Linked DNA regions of Homo sapiens: region 2 is linked to region 1. The links are chromatin loops, found by intact Hi-C in ENCODE. Cell type or tissue: PC-9. All regions are shown on one strand.

Region 1 (2,500 bases):
TTTGGGCATGCGAGTAAAATCTAGTTGCCAGTCTTCTCCTGGGTAATGGCCTGTTCTTTGTTCTCCTGAAGGAGCTTGGCGATAAGGCAGGGATTATTTCTTTGGCACTCTTTACAGGCCCTGACTATCTGCTTGATAGCTTTGAAAAGGCCTGGTCCAGTAAATAATGATTTGGCCATCTGATGGGTGCTATCAATGCCTAAGTGAAAGGTCTGGTGAAGGGTTTTAAGTAATTTCCATTGGTTAGCTGCAGGCAAAAGTATTTTTCCTTCTGCAGTGGCTAGCCATCCTGAGGGGAGGAAACTATGTCCTCATGAGGTTCCCCATTCTATTTCTTCTGCTGAGAACTGGGGCTTGGTTTCCTGGAGTGGATTACCCCATACTAGGAGTCCTTCTATAAGCTTTTCTAATGGAGGATCCCGCCTTGTGGCTCTTTTGGCTTCAATATCCGCTTGGCGGTTTCCCTCTATTTCCCTTTCCTTTCCTTTCTGATGACCCTGGCAGTGTAAGATTGCCACTCTTTAGGTTTCTGTACAACCAATAATAATCTCCTAATGGCTTCCTGATGTTTGATAGGTGTTCCCTAGGAAGTTAGGAATTCCCTTTCTCTCCATATTGCTGTGTGGGCATGGAGAACTAGGTAAGCATACTTAGAGTTTGTATATATAGTTACCCTTTTTTCTTCTTCTAATTCTAGTGTATAATGGCCCCTGCTTTTGCTAGGATGTCACTCCCTAATAAAGGAATGGGGCTTTCAGTCATAATTAGAAAGGCATGTGAAAAGAGTAAAGTTCCCCATTTACAACTTAGTGGCTGGGAGAACTATCTAGTGACTGCCTGTCCTAGGACCCCTTGGATATTGACAGATCTGGAGGACAGTTGTCTGGGACAGGAGAGTAAGACTGAGAAGGCTGCACCAGTGTCCAGGAGACAGTTAACCTCCTGGCCCTCAATGGTCAAGCATACCTGGGGTTCTGTGAGGGTGATGGCATGGGCTGGCACTTGCCCCGGGCACCCTCAGTCCTGCTGCTGGATCATCTGGTTAGTGGCTTCTGACTCAGAGAACCTTCATCCCCTGAGGCAGTGGGCCTTCCAGTGATTCCCTTGACATAAGGGGCATGGACGAGGGGGTGGCTTATTTCTATTCGGACAATCTTTTTTAAAGTGTCCTTGTAGACCGCACTGGAAGCAAGCCCTATTGGGCATTCGATTTGTCCAGGCTTTCCCTTTTCCGGAGCCTCCAAAGTCCACTTGCCTGAGGGCCATGACTAAAGTGGTGGCCTTTTTTTAATCCAGTTTTGTCTCATTCCACCTGCTCCTCCTGATCTCTATTATAAAAAACTGAAGTTGCCAAGTTCAACAGGGTTTCTAAGTTTTGCTCTGGGCCTAAGGCAGACTTTTGAAGTTTTTTTCTAATGTCTGCAGCTGACTGAGTAATAAACTTATCCTTTAAGATTAGTTGGCCTTCAATACAGTTGGGTGACAGAGAGGTTTGCTTCCTCAATGCCTCCCTTAGTCTCTCAGAAAGGCAGTAGGATTTTCTTCCTTTCTCTATGTTACAATCAACATCATTGAATAATTCATAGGCTTCTTCCTAGTTTTCCTTAGTCCTTCTAGCACGCAAGTTAGCAAATGTCTGCAGCACCAATCTTAATGTTCTGAGTCTGTGTCCCAATGAGGGTCTACACTGGGAACTGCCTGCTGGCCTGTGGGGAATTGTTCTTTTTCTTCTGTTGTCATCCTATCATTGACCTGACTGAGATACCAGAGACTGCCAAACTCCCGGGCTGCAGTTATGGTGGCACTCCTTTAATTTGGGGTTAGTGTCTGATCTAGCAGTAACATTACATCTCTCCATGTCAGATCAAAGGATTGTCCTAGTCCTTGTAAAACATCAATATAGCCATCAGAGTTATCTGAGAATTTGCCTAGGTCTATTTTAATTTGCTTCAGGTCTGAGAGGGAAAAGGGTACATGCACTCTGATTGGGCTGAATTCTCCTCTTCCCACTACCTGGACGGGGCATAATTGGGGAATAATTGGCACTCTTGGGTTCATTGTTTACCCCTTTGTCTATCTCTTTTTGGACTGTTTGTGTTGAAGGGGGTCCTTATTAGTTGGGGAAGGAGCCAGGGGAACGCGGGGCAGGGAGGTAGACTCTGAGGGCTGCCTGTAGGGCATAACTTATACTTTTTACATAATTGTGAGTTGTCTCTTAATGAAAAGAAAGTTTGCACATATGGCACTTCACTCCATTTGCCCTTCTTTCTACAAAAGAGGTCTAGCTGTAAGATGGTGTTATAATTTATACTTCCCTCAGGGGGCCAGGTTTCTCCCCTCTCGAAGAGTATATTGTGGCCAGGTGTTATGCAGAAGAATATAAGCCGCTTCTTTCTTAGCGTCTGAGGGTCAAATTGGTCCCAATTCTCCAGAATACATCTTAGGGGCATTTTTGCCTTGGGGGGAATGTTTCCCATCGCTTTGGAGAAGCCCCATATGG
Region 2 (2,500 bases), 67 kb after region 1:
TAAGGCTTCCTACCATAATATACTACCTGACATTCGATAACATCTTACCTGCTTCTGTTATAGGCTCATTTAGCAAATTAAATCTAATAATTTTGAAGAACAAATTAGCTAATGGTAAATCTATCGTGTTGATGCAAAAACAAAAATAAAGTGTAGTTTTCATATAGTGCTATACACTTTGAAAGGTACTTCCAAAACACTTGAAGAAATGTAAAATGTATATGGTTTGTATTACTATGGTCATGCTATGAGATTTTTTATTTGTTCTTTGTAGAAAGAATGGAAGCTTAATCAGCAGTTCTATATTCTGATTTCATAATAGAAAAACTGGATCTTAATCCAAAATTGTTTTTCTTTAAAATGTAAATATAAAATATGATTTTCCTTTTTTTTTAATTTTCTGACATTAATGCAACACACAGTTGCTTTAGAAAACTTAGGGTATATAGAGAAATACAAAGAAATATCTTCAATTACTCCAAATTTCACAACCCCAAATTTATTAATTTTGAAAGGTATTCTTCTGTAGTAATAACATTAACTATTCTTTAGTCTTTTGCAATAGATATATTCTTCTCTTTTATACCATCTAGTCTCTGCAATTTAAAAATAAAGCAACATTAATTCTACTTTCTATACCTTTGAGGAAAGAGAAATTGTGTAAAGTATTCTTAACTTGTAGTCCAAGTTATTAGATGTATGGTAGTATTGATTTACAAAGTTAAAGGGTAGAGTAGAGACGGATTTAATTTCAGGAGTTCAACAACAACAACAACAAAAATTAAATATGTGCCCAGGCACTGTCTTAGGTGCTGTGAGACAAGATGCTAATTATAGCATGTTCATAATTTTCAAAGACCTGAAAGCCTAAAGAAAGTAGACAGCAAAGGCATAAATACTAACATGTAATTCTGTGCAAACTCTGATATAATATGCATAAAATAAAATGCATACCTGAGACACAAATGAAAGGAGCAAATTTGAAAGGACATAGATCAGTACATCAGGCAAATGGGGCTTGGGAAACACAGTAATAGAGAATTCCAGTGTGATTTTGTAGCATATGCAAAAACACAGACACATAAAGGGGCATATAGTGGAATTTAGGAATTTAGCATGGCTGTTATGTGGATGTGAAGTAGGGTGTGCCCAGACTTGAGGTATATTTTAGGTAAGGTGGGAAATATGAACAAGTGAAGACAGCTGAATGAAGACAGTAACAAATGGTTGGAGGTTGTGGCAAATTATAAAGCATCTGATGCATCACAAAAGGGTGAATCAACAAACCTTTTTACAGAAATATGTGTGGAAGTGCAGAACAAGCAAGGTCTGTAAGGCAAGTAAGGTGTGAAATGCATGTTAAGAGCGGCAAGAATCTCTTGTGGGTTTTAGAAATTCCTTATGGTAGTTCTTACCTCAGGCATACAAGCATGAGCCAGCCCCCTTTTTCATAACTTTCTGGCTATACTCTAACTGGGTCTGACAAGAGTGACTTTATCATAGTATCAGCAACTTTGAAATTCGACACCATGGCTTTAACCTTCAGTCAGGGTTTCCCAACCTCAGCACTACTGCATTTTTGGGCTTTCCACTTCTCTATTGTGGAGGGCTCTCTTGTGCATCGTAGAATATTTAGCAGTCTCCTTAGTGTCTACTTATTAGATTCAAGTAATACCCTTAGCCGCCTTCTCCATTTGTAGTGTTCAAAAGTATCTTCAGACACTGCCAAGTGTTCCCTGGGAGGCAGAAATTGCTTCCCAATTGAGAGCCACTACATTTAATAATCACCCAAGTTCCATGTAATAGAGTTATATGATGAGATTTAGACTATAGAGGAAATTCCAGTTGCAGTATAATTAAGTGTGTGAAGGTGTGGAGAGGATAGAGAGAAGCTGGAGGCAGATGATCTAGCTTAGAAACTATTACAATAGCTTTCTCTATTCCTATGAATAAGGATACTTTGACAAACAATAATGTCAACAAAATAAATATTTGACCTTCTATAAAACCCCAAACTCACAGAATATTAGTCTATTGCCTTCTATTCTGAATATAAATATCTTGCCAATTACATAATATTATTAATTATATGCTGTAGTGCTTAATAACCAGCTCTGATTTAAGCATTTAATATTTTGTGTAACGTCTGTGGCTTTTCTTTTTGTAGACACAGCTATCCTAAATGTGTTGCTTCCTGTTTTCTGCGAGTAACTGTAAGCACTAATGTTTAATTACACTGGAAACAGAATACTGACATTCATAGAAGTGCATCTAAGCTGAGATTGTGGAAATCATAATGAAAGCATATATTATTCCCATCTTGGAGCATTTAGTTCTTTACACCTATTTTTAACAAATACATGGGATCAGCTATGTAAGAAGCACAATGTTACACTCTTAAGACATGATAGGGAGCAATAGTGACCTTCCTGCCCTCATGAGCTTGAAGTTCAATGGAAGGATCAAACATTAGTCAAATAACCATACAGTATAAGTAAGA

The links. A loop is a pair of places that touch in the nucleus more often than their neighbours do. Peaks named below come from ENCODE experiments on the same cell type or tissue, not always from the same donor. Only the 100,000 strongest peaks of a DNase experiment are listed, where the experiment ranks them.
Region 2: it touches region 1 in a loop (8-fold over the local background); 1 of 110 quality-filtered maps calls a loop at or near these places.

What each region holds. Positions count from the first base shown.
Region 1 is chr12:84,794,486-84,796,985 of GRCh38, reverse strand. No RefSeq gene overlaps it. Among named protein-coding and RNA genes, the nearest start is that of SLC6A15, 120 kb to the left of the region's middle. In PC-9, no CTCF peak of the experiment used is centred here; no DNase peak of the experiment used is centred here.
Region 2 is chr12:84,727,107-84,729,606 of GRCh38, reverse strand. No RefSeq gene overlaps it. Among named protein-coding and RNA genes, the nearest start is that of SLC6A15, 180 kb to the left of the region's middle. In PC-9, no CTCF peak of the experiment used is centred here; a DNase peak (open chromatin) is centred at 1,416.